2 separate regions of the Homo sapiens genome follow, and region 1 is linked to region 2. A link is a loop called in an ENCODE intact Hi-C map of the cell type or tissue named here. Cell type or tissue: gastrocnemius medialis. All regions are shown on one strand. Each heading gives the region's core, and the rest is flanking DNA. Links, peaks and the distances in the headings are about the cores only.

What was found. Hi-C counts contacts between places; a loop is a spot of excess contacts. Peaks named below come from ENCODE experiments on the same cell type or tissue, not always from the same donor. Only the 100,000 strongest peaks of a DNase experiment are listed, where the experiment ranks them.
Region 1: it touches region 2 in a loop (2.0-fold over the local background); 48 of 110 quality-filtered maps call a loop at or near these places.

What each region holds. Positions count from the first base shown.
Region 1 is chr5:126,362,214-126,367,604 of GRCh38, forward strand. The region is part of intron 1 of LOC124901056 (a long non-coding RNA gene); the gene reads right to left. It also overlaps a transcript of GRAMD2B not described here. Among named protein-coding and RNA genes, the nearest start is that of GRAMD2B, 58 kb to the right of the region's middle. RefSeq lists an enhancer at 5,196-5,391. In gastrocnemius medialis, for the core only: no CTCF peak of the experiment used is centred there; no DNase peak of the experiment used is centred there.
Region 2 is chr5:126,413,024-126,418,414 of GRCh38, forward strand. It overlaps a transcript of GRAMD2B not described here. Among named protein-coding and RNA genes, the nearest start is that of GRAMD2B, 7.7 kb to the right of the region's middle. In gastrocnemius medialis, for the core only: no CTCF peak of the experiment used is centred there; no DNase peak of the experiment used is centred there; H3K27ac peaks cover 2,891 bases.

The DNA of each region.
Region 1 (5,391 bases), core at 164-5,163, 51 kb before region 2:
ATCGGGCAGCATCATTTCAGTCACCTCTTCTGAATTTGGCCTGGCCTTGCTACACTTCACTGTTTTAAAAAATTGCAGGATGAATGCTAAATTGAAGAAATATGTATAATCAACAGCAACATAGATACAAACTATTATATAATAGTATATGAGCCTTTCACTTTACCTGTCTTTAATTTCATGCTTTCTAAATAACTTAAGATTTTGTTGACAATCATCATTATTAGTGTTCTTTGTTATTGCCATTATTACAAACAGGTGAAGTAAACAACTACCTAGAAAATTATGATTTCAGGATTATCAGGAAGAATTAAGGAAAAGTACCAAAAGTCCTGGCCTTGGACTTATGTAGACATACATAAAAAAGAATAAAAACACAAGATCTTCAAAAGGAACAGAGATACTCAAAGTCATTAATTCTGAATACATTTCTATGTATATTGTTTAAAATAGTTACCAAGAAATAAACACTAACATTTATGGTTAATTAATTTTCAACAAAATGGGCAAGATAATCCAATGGGAAAAGAATAGCCTTTTCAACAATAGTGCCAGGACAATATTCTAAAGAATGAAATTGGACCCCTACCTTACAACATACACAAATATTAACTCAAAGTAGATCACAGACCTTATATAAGAGCTAAAACTATAAAAATCTTAATAAACATACGAGTAAATAATCATTGGGTTGGGCAATTATTTCTTAGGCCCAACACCAAAATCGCAAGTGATAAAAGAGAAAATTGATAACCTGGACTCTACCAAAATGGAAAACTTTCTTTGGTGCTTCAAAGGACACCATGAAGAAAGTGCAGAGACATCCTATGAAATGATAGAAAATATTTACAAATCATATATTTTAAGGAACTTGTAGCCACAATATATAAAGCATACGAGTCAATAATAAAAAGACAAATAACCCAATTTTAAAACGGGGCAAAGGATTTGAATGGATTTTTCTCCAAAGAGAATACACAAATGGCCAATAAGGACATGCAAAGATGCTCAGCATCATTAGTCATTAGGAAAATGCAAATCAAGACCACAATGCAACGCCACTTCATACCCACTCGAATGGCTATATCAAAAACAAAAAAAAAAGAAGTGTTGGCAAGCATGTGGAGAAACTGGAACTCTCATCCACTGCTGGTCAGAAATGTAAAATGTTACGACCATTTTGGAAAAAAAGTTTGTCAGTTCCTCAAAAAGTTAAATATAGCAATTTCATTCCTAGGTATATAATCAAGGGAATTGAAAACATGTGTTTGCATAAAAACTTGTACACAAATATCCATAATAGCATTATTTTTAATAGCCAAAAAGTAGAAACAATCCAAGTCTCCATCAACTAAATAATGGATAAATACAATGTGGTATATCCATACAATAGAATATTTTTGGTCACAAAATGAGATGAACTTTGAAAACATTGTAGGTGAAAGAAGACAGTCACAAAAGATCACAGATAGTATGATCCCATCTATATATGAAATGTCCAGAATAGGTACTTTTTCTATATATACAGATGAGATATGAATGTCTCATCTCTAAAGAGAGAAAGTAAATTAGTAGGTTAGTGGTTGCTTAGGGCAGAATGGAAGAGGAAAATAGGGAGGATGGGCAGGGACTGCTCTTGGGTACAAGGTTTCTTTTGAGTCATGAAAATGTTCTAAAATTAGATGGTGGTGATGGTTGCACAATTCTGTAAATGTACTAAAGCCACTGAATTGTACACTTCGAACAAGTGAACTTTGTATTATGTAAATTATATCTTAATAAGGCTTTAAAAAAACTCTAAAGTGATAGTTACTTTAAATAAGACCTTATGATTTTATTATAAGTATTGATCAAAATAAATATAAAATTTGCTAAATCCTTATTATGTTCAAGGCAATATTTAAAGTCTTTACAAATACTAGCTATTGTACTTTCTTAACAAACCTATTTGGTAGGTACTATTATTCCCATTTTACAGATTAGGAAACTAAAATATAGAGATTTTCAAATTCCCCAGCTATTAAGTAGCACAGTAAGAATACAAACAGAAAGAGTCTGCATTTTTTAAACAAAGTATGTACTGAGTCTGGATCTAATTGCAAACTATGGGGAGGAAATTCCTGAAATTCAGAAAATTGTGGAAATTTTGAAATATTATAATTAATGATGGAACCTAACACAGCTAATGCCTCAGAGTAAATATCTATCTAATTACTTCACACAATAGCAGTGGAAAATGAAAGTGTAGGTTGTAGGATCGCTTCCCGCTCTTGTCCCGTACAAAGACAACATTTAACACAGATGGTCTGTTGCTGGTACGTTTTCATTCTCTCAAGAGTCACAACAGGGAGGAATTCTACAAAGCAGCATGATGTGAAGAGGATCTAGATTACCAGGTCAGGAGTGGAACATGAATCAGGAGGCAGCCCTAGCTCTGCCACCAACTATTCAAGTGACCTATCCCCACTAGTGATAGATCTATAACAGGAAGTATTTTAAGTACATGCATTCTAAGGTTCCTATTGGCTCTAAAACCTCTCCCTCTATATCCTCTATCATCTAGTTTCTAGACTAATCTCAAAAACATCTTGGCCAGTGGTATGTTCATTCCCAAACAAATCTTTCTGAGATGTTTCATAGAATTCTCCAAACATGTCTTTGATTCTGTTTCCACTACTCTGGCCCCTGGTGCTCCAGGTGTGGGAGGGAACAGAGAAGATGTGTCGGTTTCTCACTTTGAAGGGTAAGGCCTCTTGAAAATAATGACTGTATTTAGTGAATATTGGATATACTTTCAGAATTACCAAATGATTTTGATAATCCTTTAGAGTAAAACATAATTTTGATGATGATAAAATGTTCATTGTGATTATCTCTGGTGGCTGAGGATTACAGATGATATTTTTCTTCTTTATATTTTATTTTCAAAATGTTTGTAATGAGTATACATTTTGTTTTGTAAACTAAAAAAGCAGTATATTTTAAAAACCTTAGTGGCACAAAGTTGTGAATGTAGTTCATGCCACTGAACTATATACTTTAAACTGACTAAAATAGTAAATTTATGTTATGTATCCCTTAGGCCAGTAAAATTAATACAAAAAATAACCTTATGGGGGACGCTAATAATCATACTATCTTCAGAAGTATTTCTCTGAAAATAATTATCAATTTGCATAAAATCAAACAAAGGCAGAATATGCAATAACCACTATGCAATTTGACAGATAATAATGCTATTGAAATCAAGAATGCTGCTTTTTAAAATCTGGTAACTCTGAGGTCAAATGTGTATGTTTTATCAAACACCCAAATGTGAATGTTTAAATGTTTACAGCGGTGTAAGGGAGTCAGCTCATGCTTGCTCAACTGTCAGTTCATTACAGGCTCAATTCCCAAAGTCACGTTCAGTGTATCATGTCAGCAGCTTGAAATCAGCTGTGGTAGGAGTATTTACGCTGTGGAAATTGGCCAGTGCTACAAATCAGAGCTTTTTTTTTTTTTTCCTGGAAAACCGGTTTACCAATGCATCACTGTTTAAATAATAAACATATCAATCAACAGAAAGTTCTGCAAACAAAATTTTTAAAATCAACTATCTCAAATCATTTTATAAATTTAAGCAAATATAGTTAAAAGCACTAAAAAGACTTACCCAAGCTGGTGGATAAACTAGAATAGGAACTTGGGTTTTCAAATTTCTTACCTTTATATCTTAAAGCCCCAAATGCACACAAAAAAAGAAAGATTATCTAAAGTCCAATCTTGCCATGTCTACTTACATGTTTACTGAAGCTGCAAGATCAACTTTCTAATCTTCTGGGGGCAAACTCCCTCTAAAGTCATGAGCTGTGGCAGATAGTAATAGTTCTCTGACAAGGGGATAACATATATCCTTTCTCTGCATCCTCTCAAAGGGTTCACAACTTTGGGAGAGAAATCAACCCCCTCCCCTCTTTATCATAAAAACCGTAGAATAAAGAAGTTTGAAGGAGAGAGGAAGGGACTTAAGATATGCTTTAGCCCATGAATTAGACTGGAATATTCCAAGCTGCTTGGCAAGGTCATTATCACCAGTGTCAACACTCCATGGGCCTAGACTGTCAATGCTTGCCCTCCCTCTAGGATTAGGTCTTCCACAAACCACGTGCAAACACACAGCTGTTGTCCCATTGAGTAAAGCAAATCATATCTTTCACTTATATCATATGACTCCACTCAACATGAGTGAAAGTATGACCAACTCAAAGATCCTAATCTTCATTGTCATTACCATCAGTAGTATTTTCTGAATGCTTACTATGTACAGGCTTCATACTTGAAGTTTACACATATTATATCAAGTCCTCCAAACAATTTTTTGAGATAGATATTATTGTTATTCCCATTTTTACAAAAGCTCAGAGTAGTTAAATCCCTTTCTAAAGTAACAAAGCAATGAAATAATCAAGCCACCCTTTTCCAGGCAACCTGACCCCTAAACTAACACTCTAAACCATGAAATCAAACAGCCAACCACAGGAATGTGGATATATTTAATTTACACCCACACACCGGTTTTCCATACATGGTTATTCCATGTATGGAAATATGGTGACAACTGAAATTCAAGGTGATTTTACCAGACCAAGGCTTTTTTTTTTTTTTTTTTTTCTTTTTGAGATGGAGTCTCGCTCTGTTACCCAAGCTGGAGTGCAGTGGCGCGATCTCGGCTCACAAAAACCTCCGCCTTCCGGATCCAAGCGATTCTTGTGCCTCAGCCTCCAGAGTAGCTGGGATTACAGGCCACGCACCACCACACCTGGCTAATTTTTGTATTTTTAGTAGAGACGGTGGTTTCACCATGTTGGCCAGGCTGGTCTCGAACTCTTTATCTCAGGTGATCCACCCACTTCGGCCTCACAAAGTGCTGGGATTACAGGCGTGAGGCACCACACCCGGCCCAGACCAAGGCTTTTTTTATCCAAATCACAGTACTATGTGCTTAGAGTATACAAGCTAATTGTATTAATAATAGCCTAAACACAGCATAATTTATCAAATAAATCTTAAGGCACAAATATTTCTAACTTCGCTTATTTGTAGAGAAAATCTCGTTTATTTCTAAGTGTAAATTTATATTCCATGGCTCTGGAAAACTCCATTTTGAAGCTCTGTTAATCTGGTGGTTCTGGTTTGATCTTATGTCTCAATATCCAAATCCTACACCTGTAAAAACTGGAGGAGGAGGAGGAGGAGGAGGAGGAGGAGGAGGAGGAAGTAGAGGAAAAGGAGGGAGAGGAGGAAAAGGGGAATATACAGGCATGAATTCCGCACCTCCCATCCATCGAGCCTAGCATCAGTAGGCATATTAGTTTCTTATTTATGGAATCCAGAATGCTCGGATATAAT
Region 2 (5,391 bases), core at 82-5,081:
TTTGCTGATCTTGTTTATCCTTTCAAAAAGCCAACTTTTGGTTTCATTGATTCTTTGAATGGAATTCAGAGTCTCCATTTTGTTCAGTTCTCATCTAATTTTAGTTATTTATTTTCTTCTAGTAACTTAGGGTTTTGTTCTTGTTTTTCTAGTTTCCCTGGGGGTGATGTTAGATCATGAATTTGAGATCTTTCTAACTTTTTGAGGTGGACATTTAGCACTATAAACTTTCCTTTTAACATTGCTTTTGCTGCATCCCAGAGATTTTGGTATGTTGTGTCTCTGTTTTCATTTATTTCAAATAATTTCTTGATTTCTGCCTTAATTTTGTTGTTTATCCAAAAGTAATTCAGAAGCAAGTTTTTAAATTTCCATGTAATTTTGTAGTTTTGAGAGATCTTCTTGGAATCGATTTTCATTTTTATTCTACCACATTTTGACTATGGCTGGTATGATTTCAATTTTTTTTAATTTATTGAGACTGAACATGAGATTGAACATGTGATCAATCCTGAAGTATGTTCCATGTGCAGATGAGAATATATATTCTGTGGTAGATGGGTGGAATGTTCTGTAGATGTCTCTTAGGTCCAATTAGTCAAGTGTCGAATTTAAGTCCAGAAATGTCTTTGTTAGTTTTCTGCCTTGATGATCTAAGGCTATCAGTGGGGTAATGAAGTCCCCCACTATTATTGTGTGACTGTCTGTGTCTTTTTGTAGGCCTAGAAGTACTTGTTTTATGAATCTGGGTGCTCCAATGCTGTGTGGGTATATATTCAGGATAGTTAAGATTTCTCATTGAATTGAACTTTTTATCCCTAATGATTCTATAAAACAGTTGCTACTACTATTCCCATTTTTCCCCATAGATAAGAAAAATTGTGGCTTAGAGAAGGCAAGTCACTTGTCCAACGTAGTAAAGTGCATATTAGGATTCTCAGATTAATCTGACTCTTAACCATTCCCTTATTCTACCCCCATTCAGGACTCTCTTATCTCCAGGACAACTCCCTCAACTAGCTCAAACAAGGAGAGTTGTTTACTAAAAAAATACCATCGACAATCCCTTAGACATCCAGTGCAGAAAAGTAAATACTGTAGGACCACCTGGGAAATACAGCTAAGAAGCCAGGAATCAAGACTATTCCCACCAGCTCTCATCACCTGATTCTTTGTAGTGTCTACTGCAAATTTATACAATATTTTTTCAAAATCTGGGGGCTTCGGTTTCTATAAGACCAATGTCTGTCTATTTCCAATGTCTGAATCACCCTCTGATAGGTGTCTTATTAGAGAATTTATCATATATTTGTTGATATGGAATAAAGATAACTCTTTAATTTGATTTCCTCAACTACTACTAAAAATAAAAACTAAATTCTGACTTGAATTAGTCTGGGATTTTAACACACAGTGAAATGTTCTGTTTTCATCTGGTATTCTCGTATGTTGTTGAGGCAGGGTCTCACTCATCACTCAGGTTGCAGTGTAATGGCTCAGTCAGTCATGGCTCACTCTAGCTTTGATCTCCTAGATTCAAGTGATCCTCCTATCTCAGCCTCCCAAATAGCTGGGACTACAGGCACATGCCACCATGCTTGGCTAATTGTTTTAATTTCTTTTTTTGTAGAGACAGTGTCTCACTATGCTGCCCAGGCTGAGCTCAAACTCCTGAGCTCAAGTGATCTTCCTACCTCAGCCTCCCAAAGTGCTGGGATTACAGGCATGAGCCACCATGCCCCGCCTGGTATGCTTTTAAACGTAGAAGCTAATGCAAATCACAGAGCCCTATAGGAAGATGGTAAATGCACTTATCTTCTCAGGTGAATAGACTTCAATAACTACCCTCTCCTCATGAAAATTTTTTTAAGGTTTTGCAATTGGTTTATACAACATTTCTATGTAAAAAGTCTCCCCTACCCCATTTCTGTAGTTTGTCTATATAAAGACAGAAAGAAGAGATACTGCTATAATTATGCAATCTAGGGCCCTTTCCTTAAGGCCAGTAGTTCTATTACTTCAGTGCTGTATTCCATTAATAGAATCACATTCCAGTACAAAGCACAGAGCTTGGAATAGAGCCCAGTTCTCCTGACTTCCAGCCTAGAGCCTGTTCTAAAAGTTGTTCAGATGCATGGGGGATGCAGGGGGTGGACAATTGGGAATGAGTGGTTTGTGTGTGACCCAAAACAAAAGAACACGAAGCATCAAATGGTCAGCCCTTTTCCTTTCTCTCCATTTAACACCATGATGTTACCTGGCACTGTATCTGGTTGTGATATAAGAACATGATGGTTTCTGAGTAAGGTTCTGTGTGTGCATGTATGTTCTGTAAATATCTGTTTATTGATATGTTTCTTCTACTGGACTGCAAACTCACTTATAGCAATCATGGTGCTTATTTATTTTTATATCTCCATCACCCAGAATATGGCCTGACATGTAAAAGGCATGCAAAAAAAATGTTTTTGGGAGGAAGGAAGCCAGGAAGGAAGGAAGGGTGGGAAGGAGGGAAAGAGGGAGGGCTACACAATTTGCCTCAAATGAAGGTTCTATTTAAAAGATTCAACCAAAAAGTGAAAGTAAAATAAATCTGTGGCTACTTGAGAAAAGTAGAAAAACTTTCTTATTTGCCTGAGGAGTAGAAGTCCTCTGCATTCCCTTCTCTTTTGTTCCCCCTTTCCTTCCTTGTTTCAACTTACTAGTTTCAAATGATTTTTAAAAATGAATAATGCTACATAGAGAAAAGACTGGAGAAAAGATAACGAAATGCTGTAATAATAGAAGTTGTCAAAAAAGAAAAAGAAAATATATTTAAAAAGACGAAAAGTCAGAATAAGCAATAAAAAGTATACAAGTGATAGAAAATATGTAATATAAAGACACTAACCATGATTCAATATTAACTACTTCAAAATGATCTGTCAGTTGCAATGCATGAATTGCATTGTCAAAACATTTCACACGAAGAAAAAGAACATGCCAATCATGGCAGGAGGAAAGAGAAAGGCCAGGACTAATATTGATGGTGTGATCATTAGTTCCCAAAACAAGGAAAGGAAGTAGCTGTATGAATGTTTCTCTGAGAAAATATGAGAGATTCCATAACCCTAAATTGTTGCCTGTGGATTATAAACAGTGATTCTTGGACTTGCTCCGGGTCTAAACCATCTGAGAGTCATGGGACCTTTCTAATCTGGTAGAGGCACTTGCACTCCACTAGGAGTCATTTGGTAAGTAGCATGAACCAAAGATTTTCCTTTTTGTTATGAGGAGGAAATTATTGTCATATTTCTTTTTCGCTTACTTCTTTTCTTCCTGCAAAGTGAAAAAAAAAGAGTAATTATTCAACATTAGAACATCTCAGGTCAGTCAGAGTTCCACAGGAGTATGGTTGAAACTCAGTGGTTAGAAACAACCACTCAGTGATTCATTCACTCAACAAATATTTATTGAGCATCTAACATGAACTAGACTCTGTGAACACAGGAACGAACATGACCAACAAGGTTCTTGTCTTTGAGAAGATTCCATTCTTGTGGGAGAGGACAGATAATAAACCAAGGGACAGAAAACATCTTCTCTGAGATTCCATCCTTCTCCCGCCAACCTTCTCCTCCTCCCTTATACTCCAGGCACATTGGAGAACACTGGCCTTCTTTCCATTCTTAAAATATGCCAAGCCCAGTCCTGGCTCAGGGTCTGTACCTTCGCTCTTCCCTCTGGCTGGCAAGCTCTGCAACCAGATCTTCACATTGCTTCCTCCTCTTCACTGAAGGCTCAGCCAAGATGTCACCTCTCAAAGAAGCCTCCCTGATCATCCCCTAAAATAGGCCTCCCTCAAGCTCTATCCATTTCTATTTTATTTTCTTTACATCTCTTACTCATTGAAACTGTGTTATTTATGTACTGACTTGTTAAATTCTCAGTCTCTCCCACTAGAATGTCAGAGCCACAACAGCATGGGTTTTACCTGTTTTGTTCACTTCTATATCTCATGCATTTACAACAGTACTGTTAGAAATGTCCATTTACCCACATGCCTAATGACAAAGTATCTATAGTCAGAGGGCCTAATCTATTATCTGCACTGTGATATCTGGTCTCTCTAGATGGCCCCTAGTGAGTTGGTATTCACATCTTGTGTAGTTCTCTCACCTTGAATCTGGACTAGCCCTATGGCTTACCTTTGACCAAGAGAATGCAGCATAGGAAAAGCTGCATGACCTCCAACTGTCTCATAGGAAGCCTTGGAGATTCTACCTTGGTGTTATAGGACACATGGTCTGGAGGATGCCAGAGAACAAGTTAAAAAAAATCCAACTGTACTGAGATGGCCATGCTGTAAGGCAGCCAAAGCTAGCCACGTGGAGCACTGCACAGACACTGAAATGCTCAGCTAGCCTTCAGCTCTTCCAGCCATCCCAGCTGAAGCACCAGACCTGGGAATGAAAATTCCATCTTGCACATCCAGCTTAGCTGAGTCTTCAAATGACTTCAAACCCGGCCTTTATCTGAGTGCAAATGCATGAGTGATCACAAGTGACAACCATTCAGCTGAGCCCAGTCAATCCACAGAACCATGAGAGGTAATAATAAATTATTGTTTTAAGCCACCAGGTTTTGAGGTGGTTAGTTGTACACCAACAGATAACTGCAAAATGCAGCCACCAAAGATAACTCTAGATTCAAACATTTCTTTCCCCACAAACATTGTATTCACACCTGAAGGTCCTTGGGCTTTCTCTCCAACACACTCTCCTACAAGATATGTGTCTTTGCCACTAACAAAATTTGTTTGGCACATTCACTCTCCTACAACCCTAAAAGTACCCCCCTGCAAGTCTGGAAAACTGGATCTTTGTTCTCATGAGACGACTGTAATTTTGGCCAAGTCACTGAACTCCGTGAAAGCTTGGGCTCTTCTCTGAAAAATGATGGTGGAATTTTATTTTTAAATTGTGTTCAGTGTGTGGCAGGCCAAATAGAAATTAAGAAAGAACACAAATATATTAAACAGATACAAGTAGAAGAGTTTTAATTGAAGCAGGAGAGACTGCATTGAAATAGCAGCAGGAAATAGGCCCAGGAGTCAGAACACCTGAGTTCAAGTGCTGGGTCCTCCCCTCACTAGACCAAAGAGCCCTGGCCTCCTACAGAACCCAGCATGAAAACCACCATGCTGGATGATCACAGGGACCCTCCCAATTCACACATCGTGATCTGTAACATTTGCCATATACAAAATAGGCATGTACTTTAAAACTCTGAGATAGATATTAATGTATTGTTTCTGTGGCATCATTTATTTTAATTCTTAAAAAATAACATGAACTGGAAGAGTTTTTTTTACTGCTTCTGCTTTCTCAATTAACCAGATTTAAATTAGTG